2 separate regions of the Homo sapiens genome follow, and region 1 is linked to region 2. The links are chromatin loops, found by intact Hi-C in ENCODE. Cell type or tissue: IMR-90. All regions are shown on one strand. Each heading gives the region's core, and the rest is flanking DNA. Links, peaks and the distances in the headings are about the cores only. Region 1 overlaps ARMC9 (armadillo repeat containing 9). Region 2 overlaps PSMD1 (proteasome 26S subunit, non-ATPase 1).

The links. Peaks named below come from ENCODE experiments on the same cell type or tissue, not always from the same donor. Only the 100,000 strongest peaks of a DNase experiment are listed, where the experiment ranks them.
Region 1: a loop joins it to region 2, with 4 times the contacts of the local background. A loop is called at or near these places in 3 of 110 quality-filtered maps.

Annotation. Positions count from the first base shown.
Region 1 is chr2:231,217,815-231,226,541 of GRCh38, reverse strand. It overlaps ARMC9 (armadillo repeat containing 9), which reads right to left. Exons shown (of 25, transcript NM_001352754.2): 6 at 3,722-3,814. Among named protein-coding and RNA genes, the nearest start is that of ARMC9, 24 kb to the right of the region's middle. RefSeq lists an enhancer at 3,803-4,102. In IMR-90, for the core only: no CTCF peak of the experiment used is centred there; DNase peaks (open chromatin) are centred at 2,761 and 4,021; H3K27ac peaks cover 3,330 bases.
Region 2 is chr2:231,158,678-231,167,404 of GRCh38, reverse strand. PSMD1 (proteasome 26S subunit, non-ATPase 1) reads right to left here. Exons shown (of 25, transcript NM_002807.4): 20 at 5,896-6,065; 21 at 3,678-3,770; 22 at 2,119-2,205; 23 at 1,388-1,534. Among named protein-coding and RNA genes, the nearest start is that of ARMC9, 36 kb to the left of the region's middle. In IMR-90, for the core only: no CTCF peak of the experiment used is centred there; a DNase peak (open chromatin) is centred at 5,284; H3K27ac peaks cover 5,021 bases.

The sequences.
Region 1 (8,727 bases), core at 660-8,659, 59 kb before region 2:
CTGTCTGAATTCAAGTCTTGCACTATTTCAACAGCCTCCTATCCCCTTCCTATCCCCTTCCAAAGGCCTTCCCCACTGCTACCAAGCCAACTAAAAATGCAAATCTGATTTTATACATAATTCAACTCTAACTTCAATTCAAAGCTTTATCCTAAGGAAATTGATATTGAGGTGAAAACAGCATAGCACAGTATTGCTAAGACCACAGACTCTGGAGCCAGACTGCCTGGGTTCAAATCTCAGTTCCCACACGTCTGGCTGCATGACTGAAGACAGTTACTTAACATGTTTCTTTTCCCTTAATTTGTCTTAAACTTTTCCTTAGTATTTTGGTAATAGCTTTATTCACGTACTGTATAATTCACCTATTTAAAGTGTACCTTTCAGGCCAGTGTGGTGGCTCACGCCTGTAATCCCAGCAATTTGGGAGGCTGAGGCGGGTGGATTACCTGAGATCAGGAGTTTGAGACCAGCCTGGCCAACATGGCAAAACCCTGTCTCTGCTAAAAATGCAAAAATCAGCCAGGTTTGGTAGTGGGTGCCTGTAATCCCAGTTACTTGGGAGGCTGAGGCAGGAGAATCGCTTGAACCTGGGAGGCGGAGGTTGCAGTGAGCCAAGATCACGCCATTTCACTCCAGCATGGGTGACAAGAGCAAAATTCTGACTCAATCAATCAATCAATCATCAATCAATGTGTACATTTCAATGGTTTTCAGTATTTTCAGAGTTATGCAACCATCACTACAATCAATTTTAGAACATTTTCATCATCCTCCAAAAGAAACCCTGTATTCACTGGCAGTTACTCCCATTTTCCCTGCTCTCCCCAGCCCCTGGCAACCACTAATATACTTTCTGTCTCTCCAGATTTGCCTCTTTTGGACATTTTATGAATAGAGTCATATAATACCTGGTCCCTGCCACTGGCTTCTTTCAGTTAGCATAATGCTTTCAAGGATCATTCATGTTACAGCATGAATCAGTGCTTCATTCCTTTTTATGGCTGGATGATATCAAACGATATTCCATCATTTGGATAACACCACAGTTTGTTTATCCATTCATAAGATGATAGACATTTGAGTTGTTTGCATTTTTTTGGCTATTATGAATAATGTTACTATGAACATTTGTGTACAGGTTGTTTTGTGGACATATGTATGTTTCATTTCTCTTGGGTATATAGCTAGGGTATATAGCTCTTGGGTGTACAGCCTGGACCAATTCCTGGGTCATGTGGTAACTCTACGTTTAAACCTCTGAGGGAACTTAACCTGCTTTTGAAGGCTATTTAATGATATGGGAAGATGTTCTCTTCCTTTGATAAAAATGCATAGAAATATACACACACATACATGTACCTACCTTTATTACAATTTGGGTGTATGTCTGTATTAAAAACCTTTCTGTACTTTCCAAATTTTCTATAAGGAATATAGTTGATTTTATAATCAGGAAGTAAAAAGTTATTTTTTGCAAATACAACTGTTATTCTCTTACTTAAAATGCTTCAAAGGCTCCTTATTCCTTATAGGACTTGGCATAAACCTTTATGACCTAGGCCCTGCCTAGTCTCTGAGTTTGTCTATGCCAATACTCTGCTCCAGTAATATTAAATTATTTCAGTTTCCCAGGCACTGTCTCAGTGCCTTTGCACAGGCTGTTCCCTCTACCTGTAATTCCCATCCCTCCTCTGTTTGCCTCACAGACTCCTATTTTATTGTTCAAAGCTCCAGTTTGGCTAAGAGAATTACATCTTGGCCTTTTCTTTATATCCCTAAATCCTAGAACAATATTTGACTCATAGTAGAAGCTTAATGTATTGAACTGAACTACAAGTATTTTCATGTAACAAGGAAAATATTAGAATGTTATTTATAGTTACCTGCTATATTTCAGCATATGCTTCAAAGCATGTGGAACAGGATGAAAGGTGACAAGTACTTAAAAATTCTAATGCCAACAGCTAACAGTTATCAAGCACTTACTATATACTGGACTGTTTCATACAAGTTATATGTATTAACTCAATCTTCATACTCTTCCTATAAAATAGGTACTATGATCTTTTTTTATTCTTATTTTTTTGAGACAGGGTCTCACTATGTTGCCCAGGCTGAAGTTCAATGGCAGAATACACAGCTCAATGCAGCCTCAACTTCCTGGGCTCAGGTGATTCGCCCACCTGTCTCCCCCAGATAGCTGGGACTATAGTCATATGGATGCTACCATGCTCAGCTAACTTTTTGTACTTTTTGCAGAGATGGGGTTTCGCCATGTTGCCCACTCTGGGCTCAAACTCCTGGGCTCAAGTGATCCTCCCGCCTTAGCCTCCCAAAGTGCTGGGATTACAGGCGTGAGCCACGGGGCCCAGTCAGGTACTGTTTTGAGTATACTAATATATTTTTAATATAACTAATATAATTTACCATGTAAATCATTTTGATTAGATTCTTAACATATTGGCACCCATAATTATTAAGCTGAGCTACTCTGGGCACACTGCCTATGGGGTAGCCCTGTTCCACAAGGAGCAGTATCAAGAAAAAAAAAAATTAAGCTGAGAAATGCTTTTTTAAAGCGTATTCAAATAATTATAAGTCAAGTTGGAAAAGTTCTAGTTTCACTGAAAATCACTGTATATGGAACTCTAGGAAGGAAAAGGTTTGGATATGCAAACATCGTGGTATGTAGGCAAACAGAAGAATTTAAACAAAAGCCTTAAGGATATAAAGGCAGAGACGAGAGCTGTAGATCAGTCCGTTCGGCTCAGGCCAGGCTAAGGAATTTGAATACAGGCAACAGGGAAGGCTTAGGAAGCTCAAGTAGAAATGTGGCATGGAGTCCTAGTGACAAATAAAACCTCAATTAGGTCAAGAAAGTCAAATGCTTTGGAGTTAGAAAGGAAGCAGAAGGTATTACGCAGCAAAGTAGCCTAAATTTTTCATGAAATTAAACTAAACAGTGACCAATTTTACCATTCAAAACATTATGTTCTTGTTATGAAATAACTTTGGATACATTTTTATTCCAAGTAAAAGGAGATACTTGTCTTTAAAAACTAATAACCTTTGGGAAATTAGTCTTCCATGGGTTGGGTGACCTAACGTTCTGCTCTTTCTGAAACAGGCTCTATTTACACCTGTCACCCTGGTACTTTGTCCAGTTAGTGCCCCTTTTTACTTTCAAAAGTGTCCCAGTTTGAACTGGACTGTGGTGATACTGCACAGCTCTGTACGTTTGCCAAAAAGCATTAAATTGTACACTTACCATGGGTAGATTTTATGGTATGTAAATTTACACCTCAATAAAGTTATTTAAAAAGAAGTCCCAATTTGAATGACAAGTTAGATGGTCACCCGATCCATATGCCATGGCCTGAAGGGCTTAAAAGTGGTTAAGTGACATTCTGCAAAGGGACAATTATCCCAAGGAATTCTTTTACAAGAAGGTAAACTTTCTTTTCTACCAAGACAACTTCTAGCCACGTGACATCAAAATAAGACCTTGCCAAAAAGAAAGTCTCAGAGATCCAATGATATAGAAGTTGATCTCTATAGGCCCTGCCATTAATGATTCATTGACCTTGTAAATATGAAAGCAACACTATTAATTATCCCGATTTAATGAGGCAACCTCAATAAACCTAAGCCAGCGTGCAACTCTAAATAAAATCTGCTCTAAAACCATAGGTGGTCTCTATTTGCTTCAAAAGGATACATATATTGTTAAAAGCTTTGGCGTGTTGCTGGCTTTAGATATTAAAGCTAGAAACTTTATCAACTTCAACTTTAACTCTGGAGTCCAGGAATCCTAAAGAAAAAAGGGAACAAAAATACAAACATTAGATTACTAAGTACCAATAGCATCATCAAGTTGAGGTCATTAGGCTAAAAAACCCTGCACAGTGATTGAAACCAAAACCAAAATGCCAGTGACGTGAGGCTGTGAAAAACAGGTCTTAGGACATCTGACCAACTCATTTACAGAAGATTCAAGTGCCCACAGTAGGAAGAAAAAATAGAGTTCTTTCATAAACAGGGAAAAAATAACCCTGAACATGATTTGAGTATTTCATGTGATTTAAACACAGTCGTGACAAGGAACCTTATTAGGCTGCATACCAAAAATAGTTCAGTACAGTCTAGGCACGCACAGCACTGGGAGGCGTAACATAAACAATTATCACTAAGTTACTGAGAGTCTCCCCAAGAAAGGGACTCATTTCCACAAACCTCGTCTAGATAAGAAAAAAGGACAGAAGCTATTTTCTGCCACAAATACCCCACCATGTCAAGAATTATGATATAGTCTTAGCATGATTTGTCCTTTAAAAACAAATTATTTATCTCAAATAATGCTCATCAAGAAGAAAAAATTAATGACTTAAATAAGAAAAAACATAACAAGTAACAATCTTTGTCTCAGGACAATTTTCCTTATACTCTTTATACAGAAATATCTTCCACCCAAACCAAGAAGTTCCACAAAAATGCAGCGAAGCCACTAAAAATTCATACCCACCATCCTCTTAGATGCTGCCCCATGGCCCTCAGACCTTTCCATCCTTCCCCACTGTCTCTGCCTCTCCAGCTCTGTACCCTCCTCCATGCCTCCCACCCCCACCCAATCATTCTAGCCAGCATGTCATCTGATTTCTAGAAAAAATACTGCCAGATGAGCAGAAAGTTCTTTTTTTTTTTTTTTTTTGAGACAGAGTCTTGCTTTGTCACCCAGGCTGGAGTGCAGTGGCTCGATCTATGCTCACTACAACCACCGCCTCCCAGGTTCAAGCAACTCTCCTGCCTCAGCCTCTTGAGTAGCTGGGTCGAGGGTCACCAAGCCTGGCTAATTTTTGTATTTTTTTTTTTTTTGGTAGAGACGGGGTTTCACCATGTTGGCCAGGCTGGTCTCGAACTCCTGACCTCAAGTGATCTACCTGCCTTGGCCTTCCAAAGTGCTGGGATTACAGGCATGAGCCACCATGCCCGACCAGAGAGTTCTTATATTTTTAAAAAATTGTGTAATTCCCTGATACTGCATGATAACTTTGTTTATAAGGTGTGTGTTATTATGGATTGAACTGTGTTCCCTCAAAATACATGCTGAAGTCCTAACCCCTGGTACCTCAGAACATGAGGTCATTGGGAATGGGGTCGTTGCAGATGTAATTAAAGTTAAGATAAGGTCACACTGGAGTAGGGTGTGTCCTTAATCCAATATGACCTTAATCCAATATGTCCTTACAAGAAGAAGAAAATTTAGACACAGACACAGAAGGAAGACGGCCATGGGACAATGGAGACAGAGACTGGAATGATGCTGCCACAGTCACAGAACACCCGTGGCTACAAGAAGCTGGGAGGGGAAAGGAAGGATCCTCCCCTAGGATTCAGGGACAGCATAGCCCTGCCAACACCTTGATTTCAGATTTGCAGCCTCCAGAACTGTAAGACAACGAATGCCTGCTGTCTTAAGGCATCTGGCCTGTGGTACTTTGCTAGGGCAGCCCTAGGGAAATCACCCAGGTGCTACAACTCAAGGTGGTCTACGCTCAACCACACAGAGAAGAATCTCAGGAAAGGACTGCTATGTCTCAAAAAACAAACAAAACAAAATGCTTGGGACATACAGACTTCCAGTTAGATTGCTCTGTTGTTGATTACTATTTTGTATTACCAACAAATATGTGTTTTCAATGTAATTACTTACTTTATGATGCTCTGCTAATGACAGGGATGAGACTGAAATAAAGCCTCTTTGGACATGAGTCACCTATTTTTTTCTTGACCATTCTTATTTTTTCTGTGCTTTCAACTCTGAGAATAAGAACATTTCCAAGCTGGGCGTGGTGGGTCGATTTGTTAAATGAACAGGAGGTCAGAGACAGGAGGAAAATTAGAGCTAGGAAGCCAAGGAATTTTTTTTTTTTTTTTTTTTTTTTGAGATGGAGTCTCGCTCTGTTGCCCAAACTGGAGCGCAGTGGTGTGATCTCGACTTGCTCCAACCTCCGCCTCCCGGGTTCAAGAGATTTTCCTGCCTCAGCCTCCGGAGTAGCTGGGATTACAGGCATTAGCCACCATGCCCAGCTAATTTTTGTATTTTTAGTAGAGACAGGGTTTCACCATGTTGGCCAGGCTGGTCTGGAACTCCTGACCTCAGGTGATCCGCCCACCTTGGCCTCCCAAAGTGCTAGGATTAGAGCTGTAAGCCACTGCACCTGGCCTAAAGTTTTAATGTGTTAAAGAAATAAAAGACAGGAAGGAATGAGAGACTATAAAAATGTCCCAGCAATTTCAATAAACAACAAAAAAATAAACTTCTGAAAAAAAAAGAGTTAACTGAAATTACAAATTCAATGAAAAGGTTAAAGAACAGACTAAACATAGCTGGAGGGTGAGTTTGTGAACTGGAAGGCAGATGTGAAGAGATCACCCAGAATACAGCCAGAGAGATTAAGAGAAGGAAACATAAGATGTTAAAAGGTATGGCGAGCACAATGATTTGCACGTTCTTAGCACTACTCAGCTGAACCCTCAGAAATGGTCAAAATGGTGGTGGCGCACGCCTATAGTCTAGCTACTCGGGAGGCTGAAGTGGGAAGATCACTTGAGCCCAGGAGGTCAAGGCTGTAGTGAGCTATAATCATGCACTCCAGCCTGGGGGATAGAGTGAGACCCCATCTCTTTAATACTAAAAAGAAAAGTCAAAATGGTAAATTTTATGTTATGTGTATTTTACAATTTTTTTAATGAAAAAAAAAGACATGGAGAATATAATAGGTCTAATATACATTTAGTCAGATATCTAGGAGATAATAAAGAGAATGATACTATACAAAGAGATACTAATTGAGAATTTTTCAGAGTTGTTGAAAGACACAAAACTTCACATCCAGGAAACCCAACAAATCTCAAGTAAAAATAGAAATCTATCCCTAGAAACACTGTAGGGAAATGATACAAACCCAGAGGCCAGATAAAAGAGATTGATCACCTTCAAAGGAACGGCAATTAGACTGACAGCCAACTTCAAAATAGCAGCAATGCGAGCTAGGAAATGATGCAATCTAGCTAGGATTTGTATCTTCAATGTAGTAAGAGACAATAACTGTAAACCTAGTATTCTAATCCTATCTGAGAAAGCAATAAAGACACTGCAGTCAAACAAGAACTGAAAGAAGAGATCTTCAAGGAAAGGGGGTTTTAAAGACATGTACTTAAATAAGAGGAGACGACTATCCCAGATGGAAGAGGTCTTTAACACAAGATGGAATGATGAACAAAAATACTGGTAGCTATAAGGGAAAATCTACACACACTGATTGCATAAAATAGTAAAACTTCTTAATTTGTACATTTAAAATATATAACTAAGATACTTGACAAAAAAAAAAAGGACATAAATTGTGAAGGGGATGAATGAAGTTAATGCATTCTGAGTTCCTTGAATGTTCTGGAAGAAAATAAAGATTAAATTTAGACTTTATGGCTGGGCGTGATGGCTCATACGTGTAATCCTAGCACTTTGGGAGGCTGAGGCAGGCGGATCACCTGAGGTCAGGAGTTTGAGACCAGCCTGGCCAACATGGTGAAACCCCGTCTCTACTAAAAATACAAAAATTAGCCGGACATGGTGGCGTGTGCCTATAATCCCAGCTACTCAGGAGCCTGAGGCAGGAGAATCGCTTGAACCCGGGAGGTGGAGGTTGCAGTGAGCCAAGATTGAGCCATTGCACTCCAGCCTGGGTGACAAGAGTGAAACTCCATCTCAAAAAAAAAAACAAAAGACTGACTTGATTATGTATACATACTAAAATATCTGTGATTACCATTAAAAGAACATATGTAGACTAACAAAAGAAAAAAATGGAATAAAATGAATCTCCATGAATACGGAAGGTCATTAAATTCCTTAAACCACCAGAAGCTGAACTCCACCTTGGAACACCAAATCTGAGTGAGTCAAGCTGCCAGCTGCAGCCTCTGCTAGGCCCCATCCCCGATTCTGCCAGCTCTACTGCCACCTGGATCCAAGCTTTATCTATGCCACTATGCCAGAATATTCACGAACAGAATACTTAGGAACAGAAGTCTCACTGTGAGAAAATCTACCATCTCCTTCCAAGAATATTTATTTTTAGAAATTTTTTAATTTAATTTTTAATTTTTTAAAATTTATTTTTATTATTTTCTTTGTTTTATCCTCGAAGACATCTGAACCCTTCCAGATTTAATCACCTTCTTAACCACTTTTTTCTTCAACCTTCTGGGAGAGGAAGTAGGTAAAACTAAATCTAGAATGATCAAGAAAAAACAGCAAAAATTTCAACTTGGGCTACTCTACAAAAGGCCTGCTTTAATGAAAGCGGTCAACTAAGTAACCTTCAGTTTAGCAGTTACTATTCAGGAGGGATGAAAGTTGTTTTACAGAATTACAACTGAATGGGATGCTGAAATGTACTGGGATTTGGAAGAATTGCATCAGTTGCTGTTGAGTGAGAGTGACCTGGGTGACAGAATGAGACTCTGTCTCCAAAAAACAAACAAACAAGGCGCGGTGGCTCACGCCTGTAATCCTAGCACTTTGGGAGGCCGAGGCAGGTGGATCACCTGAGGTCAGGAGTTCAAGACCAGCCTGGCCAACATGGTGAAACCCCATCTCTACTAAAAATACAACAATTAGCCAGGTGTGCTGGTGCGCACCTGTAGCTCCAGCTAAACTCA
Region 2 (8,727 bases), core at 587-8,586:
CCTCATGGCATTGAGCACGTGCCTCACTGTCTTAGTTCATAATTATCAAAAACACTAGTTATTTCACGTGCTTAGAGTATGCTCTAGTTGTGTCCTAATACATCTGTTCTGGATTCCCATGCTACTGGTAAGATAAGTTTACAGACACAGTTAGAATACGTTCTCTGTAAAACCGCCACCGAGATGAACCAGGTTGCAGATCAGACAGTGACTGCATTAAAGGTATCCATTGATGATTCTGTCCATTCATTTAACACTACACAGCAACTACTACAGATCAGGCAGTGCTACAGATTAGCATTTACCATTGTTTTAGGTGCTTTACATGTAACAACCTATTTAATCTCCACAACATCAACAGGAGGTAGGTAGCATTACCATATCAATTTTACAGATGAGGAAACTGAAATACAAAGATTAAATGACTTGTCTTAGTCACACAGCTAACAGTAGAAATAAAAACCCAGTTATGCCAAATTCCAGCTCTAAACCACTACATACACTATCTTGCATCCCTTGGCTTTATCTCTTCTAGCTGATAAATTAGTCAGGTTAAGACCCCGACTCACAATTATAGATAGGAGTTGCCTTTGACCCACCATCAGGTTGATAAGAATAAGTTTACTCTTGTATAAGGATAAGGATCTAGAAATCGAATCTCTGACATTTTAGACAGATCTAGCATCTGGATGTCTTGGATGGGTCTACTGATGGCGCTCTAGTTATCTACAAGAACCTGGAAGATAAAGGCAGTATCACACTCATATTTCTGATAAGCATTTGTTTTTAACATGAAGCACTCTGTCTTGGAATAAATTAAATTCCATGAAGATCCTTTTCTAACTAAAATGCAATGCATTTATGACAATGGTGTAATGAAATAGAAAAAAAAAAAAGACAACGGTGTAATTACCATAGTAATCAATACTTATTGAGCAGTCCCAAGTCTTGTTCTCAGTGCTTGTTCAATCTGTGCCTCATTTCTGAGTCAGGGATGGTAATCTCTGTTTTATAATAAAGAAAACTGAGGCAGAGAGAGATTTAGTACCTGGCCTAAGGTCACTTAGCCTGAGCAGTATACTCAAGATTCAAATCCTGTATGCTTGGCTGTAGAGTCTATATTCCTAATCAAATTGTTGTATTAGGAACTCCTACGTCGTATGTCTGTGGTAGAAGACGGGAGTTTGTAGGGTTACACAGGGAAAAGAAAAATTCTCCCAAATCTATATGAAATGGAAAAGAACATTCTCTCTTTTGTTAAATAATTTCTTAGAACTAGTGAGCTTGCTCCAATGCTTTGGAGATTTATCATTCTCTATCAATATTCTATTGTCCTATGGATTAATATCCCACTGGTATATACAGCTAAGAGTCACTGGTAACTTACTGGTTTGAAAGGCTGGTATCTACAGGTCTCCGGCATGGTTAGGACCTTAAGCTGGGCAGGCATAACTCGGGCTGGGTTATCCAATAACTGGAAGTTTGGCTCAGGTTCTTTTTTCTTCTCTTTTTCCTCCTTTTTCTCTGCCTCATCCTATAAAATAAAATTTAAAAAAAGTTCAACAGAAGTTCATTTCTGTTCCACAGAACTGAGTAACATCTGAAGTTGACTGAGCAGCTATAAGGTACAAGAGGTAGTGGTCGGTAGTAATGGAAGTACAACTAAAGTGCTATCAGACTCAGAGGAGGGAAAAGTAACTCTGCTTAGGAATGAGAATGGTATTTGACTTGGTTTTAAAGGATTAAAAAGGTTTTTCTACCAGCAGAGATCAGAAAAAGGTCTACCTAAACAAGTGATAATCCCTTTGCTTGAAAGGGTTTTTCTTTCTCCTACCTCATCATCTTGTCTGTGAAAAACCTACTTTGCCCTTCAAAACCTATTTTAGTTGTCATTTGCTCCAGGAACTTTTTACTGATTTGTACCCTTCTATTCTTCCCACAAATGGATATATTTTCGAGTCTCTTTCAAGTACAGTTTGATGATTCTACATGCTGGCAACAGGATAATTGTTTGAAGGAAGCCAAGAGCAAGGTAGAATAATATTCAACTAAGGAAGAATCTCGACCATGACAGAGACAGAGATACTTCAATCCATATGACCACCAATTTATACCTACCACTTCCATTTTCTCCTCCTCCTTTTTTTCCTTTTCTTTTTCCTTCTTTTTAGCCTTGGCAGTTATAGATAATACAGCAGTAGAAACCTGGGGAAATGAGCAGGGTAAACTGTTGTAATCCCTTACTGACATACAAACATGCAAGCCCTAGAGAACTCAGTCCTACAACACTATTCTATTTCCTAGCTGTATTACATATATATATATATATATATATATATATATATATATATATATATATATATATATATAAATATATATAAATCAAAGAATAAATGGGAAAACTAAGCAGGACATTTACTGAAATAATTTACTACTCTTGTCATCAAGTGAATCTTTAGTTCTTGGAGGCTTGTGTCCAATATAACTCTTCCCTTTTTTTTGATCTGTAGCCTACCTTGGATATGAATTTGCTCTCATGTACTTCCAAGATTGAGATTTGGGTGCTATAGCCTTTTTGCTTTACAGGAAAGCAATGGAAAATAGAACAATTTCCTTCAGCGCTGGTTGTAGATATCCTCTCTGGACTATATGTCTTACAATGCTAATACACAGTGGGTGAGTGGTTAGCCTATATTATTCTCCTTCATGGGTCTTGCTGAAAACAAAGGTGAAAAGCTGGGCAATACTGGTGTAAAAGCTGACTTTGTTTCAGACCCAAAGGAGGGTCTGAAACATAGCTGATGAAACAAGATGCTGTCAAGGCTATTCCTTAACTGCTACCCTCAAATTTGGTTAATTATCCTTACTTATACACAAAATTTACAGCAAATAATCAACAACTGGCCAATATGAAAATTATGAGAGAAAGAGCCACTTTCCTATATATAAGGTATCAAAAAAAGTATAATTTTACTGAGTAAAACTTTATGGGCAAGTACAACTCTTTAATGTATTATTCTTTAATACAGGAGTGTCCTCATACACAGTTGGTAGGAGTATAAAGTGATTATGTCCATTTTGAAAGGCAAATTAGTTAATAACTATGAACATAATGTGCATTACTTTTGATCAAGTAACCTGACATCCAGGATTCTAACCTACAGATATACTCACACAGTGCACAAATACATGTGTATAAAGACTTTCAATTCCAGGCTCACTTGTGTAGGGCTAACAAATGAGAAATAACCTTAAATGAATATCAAAGAAAAAACTGGTAAAACAAACAGTACTACACATAGTAAAGGCATTGTTTTGCAGCTCTGGGAAAAAATGAGATCTGTATACATTGAAAGTTTTAAAAATAAAAAAAAATATAGTTAATGTGAAAACAAGATGCAGAAAAGTATGTAGAGAATAATTTTATTCGTGGTATAAAAAGTACTGACATGTGCAGAGAAAACCTTCAGAGGGATTCAGAAGTTGTGACTCCTGTGACATGAGACTTGGATGACCAAGAGACAAAAAGGACTTTCACTTCATATTCTTGTGTAATGTCAAATGTTAGCATAAGAAGTGTTACTTTTAAAACATAAAAGATAGTTAAAGAAAAAGTAAAATACTCAGTGGCTCCTATATTTAAGTACAAATGCTGCTAAAAGGAACAAAGAACCTACCTTTTCCTTTTCTTTTTCTTTTGGTACTTCCAGAGGGGCAGGATATGCAAATGTGGATGGTTTACAGTTCGATTTATACTGAACTTTCGGCATCTGAAGAAATTCCATTAAAATAACATTGGCTTTAAGTACTCTGTGCTCTCCACAGGCATACGGATACAAAAGGAGACCAAAGTTTTAATGCAGGCTGTATGTTCAACTATGTTATGACTCCTCTCTGAAAGCCATGTCTACTTTTACTGATTTAGTTTTTAGGTTCTTTACAGAATTACCTGCAGTTCTCTATACTTTTCTTAATCTCTGTGCCTTTGAATGGGCATCCCTTTATCTTTATGAACAAACCAACCTGCTTCAATGGGTAAGTCCTATTCATGGTGTGAGCATCAGATCAACTGTTCTCTCCTTTGTAAAGCATTTGATGGTCTATCCTGCATACAAACTGCCATTTCCCTTCTTTGTACCAGACTAGTAACTTACACTAGCCTGAATACAATTTCCACACCATATATAATCATGCCTTGTAAGAGTGTAACATGAGCCTAATAGAAAGTCAGCTTCACATTACCTAGTGACCAGTTTTAAAGTTCTTTGGTCTCAATTTTTCCTTTCTTTCTTTTTTTTTTTTTTGAGACGGAGTTTTGCTCTGTTGCCCAGGCTCTGGAGTGCAGTGGCGCAAACTCAGCTCACTGCAAGCTCTGCCTCCCGGGTTCAGGCCATTCTCCTGCCTCAGCCTCCCGAGTAGCTGGGACTACAGGTGCCCGCCACCATGCCCGGCTAATTTTTTTTGTATTTTTAGTAGAGACGGGGTTTCACTGTGTTAGCCAGGATGGTCTCAATCTCCTGACCTCGTGATCCACCCGCCTCGGCTTCCTTTCTTTCTTTCTTTCTTTTTTTTTTTTTTGAGACAGAGTTTCACCCTGTTGCTCAGACTGGAGTGCAGTGGTGCAATCTCAGCTCACTGCAACCTCTGACTCCTGGGTTCAAGCGATTCTCCTGCCTCAGCCTCCCAAGCAGCTGGGACTACAGATGTGCACAACCACACCCGGCCTGAATTTTTCTCTATTTACCCAATCTGCATTGATGGAGGATGATAATAAATACCACCATAAGGACAAAGAACCTTATCTTCTCCATCCCATTTTCATCACAAAGAGTAAAAACAGCAGTCATAAAATTGTTTGGCAGAGAATAAAATAGGTTATACAGGATGTTTAATTACAATGTTAAAAGTTGGGGATTGGGAAACCAAGGGATTCTTGTTCTGACAATAAAGCTGCTCAATATTTACAAATGTGAGCAGTTTTAATACCGAAACACTTAACGAAGGATAACTGGCTGTACAGCTATACTGAAAAATCAATACAAAGAAATATTCTATTTTTACCAGTCAGTTTTAAGCCTAAAACTTTTCCACTCTGAAAATTTAGTAGAACATTTCAACAGTGATGACCAGATGTAAGAGTTATTTAAAGGTCAAAAAGCCTTTTGACTTTTAAAGAACAAGAAGATGAATCATCAAGTCACAGGACTAAGAAAGACCTAAACACAAACTCCATTAAAAAAATATGACCACAAATGTGATGACAGGGCACGCAGTGCCTTAAATTTCTGACTTAAGTCAGCAGTTACATTCCATCAGATTCCCTAGCTCCTCACAGTTGGTCTTGTTTCCTGCTTCTACCAAAGGGTCATCCTCCTATTTTGCTTTTTCCCTTTAGTAATAATTCTTTCTTCCATCAACCACTCGAGTATCAGATAACTCTGGAAGATTTAGTTTAGGTTTGCATTCTTCCTTGCCCAGACTACTGCAATAGCATTGTAATGAGTTTCCACTGATACCAGAAAGATCTTTCTAAATGGAAATCTCATGTTCATTTATCATTTGAAATCCTTCGACAGTTCCCAGGCTTTAGTATTAAATAAAATTCATCAGAGTGGTATATAAAGCCTCTTCGTATGTTTATATTTAGCCCCCTCTCTCACCATTCTTTCTCAACTAATTACTTGAAGTTACACAGCTAGTAAGGAGATATGCTTTTCAAAACTTTCAATGACACACTCCATTCAAAAAGGTGACGATTCAACTTGAAGGGAAAATGTTATTATAAGATGTTAACTCATCTTTAAAATTTAATGGAAATCCTTGCAAGTGGGCGGTAAATATGAATAAGATACGGTGAACAGGAAATACTACAAAGCTGAGGTCTCACAGACATACCTTTAAGTCCTTGTTAAGGCCAATGACACAGGTAGGGGTATAAGCCAATGACAGGAAGTGTGAAAGAGGAAACCAGAACCAAAACTGGGTAAATACAAGGACGCCAACCACAGAAGGCATATGAGTATGCCCAGTCCTGGACTGCAAGGAGATTGTGACATTATGACCACCTGTAGAAAAAGAGAGAAACCATGAACAATAATAGTATTGTCCTATTATTATAGTAGGACAATAATAACGATATCTTTCTTTCTTTCTTTTTTTTTTTTTTAAAGAGATAGGGTCTCACTGTTACCCAAGCTCGGGTGACAGAGTGAAACACTGCACCCAAGTGCAGCAGCACGATCATGGCTCACTGCAGCCTCGACCTCCTGGCCTTAAGGGATCCTCCTCTTTTAGCCTCCCGAGTAGCTAGGACTACATGTGCGGGCCGCCACACCTGGCTGATTTTTAAATTTTTTGTAGAGACGAGGGTCTCACTATGTTGCCCAGGCTAGTCTCAAACTCCTAGCCTCATATGATCCTCCCGACTCAGCCTCCCAAAGTCTTGGGATTACAAGCATGTGAGGCACTACACCCAGGCAATAATAAAGATTTGTAAGTGCTGCAGTAGGGAAACATCTGGTGATGATTTTAAAAGCACAATTCATATGTGCAGTCTAATATGCAGTCCTTGGAATTAGTGAGTTATCCAGGCTCTCCAAAATTGGAAGTGTACTTTTAACTGGATTTAGCACACATCTAGACTTACTTTCTCTATAGGCAGGCGTTTTTCAAAAACTAGGCCTGAAGGGTATCAAAACTGTGATGCTAAATTAAGTATTAATCTGCATTATATATTGGCTTTTCATGTGTTAATAAAAAGCAAAGTTTTAGTATATACTTTTTGCACACCATAGCAGAGGCAAGCATAGATAGTTTGCTTAGTTTTACTCTTTCCGCTTCAATCATATGCAAATACATATTTATAATATACTTACACATTTATAAAAATTTATATAAAACAGTAAAGAATATGTTCTGACTCTTGGTCTTTTAGGTGCTAAGCAGCATAAACATTATTAGAATTTTGAGAAATATCCCTTACAAATTATGAAGATTTATATGCAGCTATATAAAAATCTACGAAAGCATTGAGCATTACCCTACGAATTATTAAGCCACTTAAATTGGTGGGAGGAGCTCTGACATTAACTAGCCCTGTAACCATGGACAAAACACTTTATTTCTAATTCCTTTTCTCCCATTAGCAAAATGAGGGGTTGAATTTGAACACTTGAACGAGAGCACTACCACTTACAAAAGAAAACTTAACCTCTAACCCTAACTGAAATTTTTCTAAGGAAACACAATATGTAAAGGAATGAAATCAGAGCTGCTTCTGTTTAATCAGAAGTTTGGACTGCTGGGAGAATATATGGCCTGGAACCAGGGGTCCCCAAATCCTGGGGCTGCAGACCTGTCCATGGCCTGTTAGGAACCTGGCTGCAGAGCAGGAGGTGAGCGGAGGGCAAGTGAGCATTACCACCTGAGCTCTGCCTCCTGTCAAATCAGCTGTGGCATTAGATTCTCATAGGAATGTGAACCTTATTGTGAACCGCGCACGCGAGGGATCTAGGCTGAACGTTCCTTATGAGAATCTAATGCCTACTGAACTGAGGTGGAAAAGTTTCATCCTGAAACCACCCCACCCCCGTCGTAGAAAAAAAAATTGTCTTCCATGAAACCTGTCCCTGGTGTCAAAAAGGTTGTGGACTGCTGCCCTAGACTATTCCTCTAGAGTGCAGATAAAGTTTGAAAGCCAGTGAACTAGAGCTAAGATCCAAGCCATCAGTTGGGGAGAGCTGGTGAGCCCTTGTAAGGCTGAGATTCTAGGAGGCTATGAGGGATTACCAACTCAAATGCCTTTAGGAACAAGTCAAGTAAACAAATAAGGAATAAGTGGGCTGGGAGCAGTGGGGACTGAAGCAAACTGTAAAGTACATGTACTATTTAAAGGGAGCTTGTTACTGGGGGTGTAGGTCCAGGATTACTAGGTCATTTTGTTTTTAAAACTGAAGCAAACTGGAAAACACATGTTCTATTTAAAGGGAACATCTTACTACAGTGTAGGTCCAGGGTCACTAGGTCATTTTGTTTTTAAAAGTAGACTATGGATTTTGTCCAAAATCTTGCAAATTTTGTTAGGCAGGCAAAACAAAATACACCATTATCAGATTTGGCCCATGCGCTAGATGGTAACAGAGTTAGTGCTGGATCACAGAACTTTGAAATGCAAGAATCTTCATTTAAATAATATATCCTATAAAAATGGGGCTTGTCTGTGCCTAATCAGGGTCTTAATTGGAATTCCAATGTGGATTCCTGTTGCTTACATTTCTCTTCTCTTGATCTCAGTGTTTTATAGGCATCTTCACATTTTGCTTGGAGTCAAGAACCAAACACTGACTTGACTTGACTAAACCAAGCAGCATTTTAATTTTTATAAGAATCAGGGTTCTACTGTTCAACCAAATAATCTAGATTTTCTTAATACTCCACTATAGGTATTTAAATTTTTCATCTGAAAAAAAGGCCAGGTATACTTTAATCTTGTTTTTCCAATAGAAATGAATTATATACATTTATTGTCTACTTGTACTCTTCCCTACGCTAACCCCCATTCACTGAATGCTAACTATATGTTGAGGATTGTGAATAACATACTGGAAAAGATCCTAAGGAGACTCCAGTCTCACAAAGAAGACAGATAATTTGATAATTAAAATAAGATATGAAAGTATTATGATAGCTATAAACCTGGGTGCTAGTGGGAACATTTCACTAAGACAT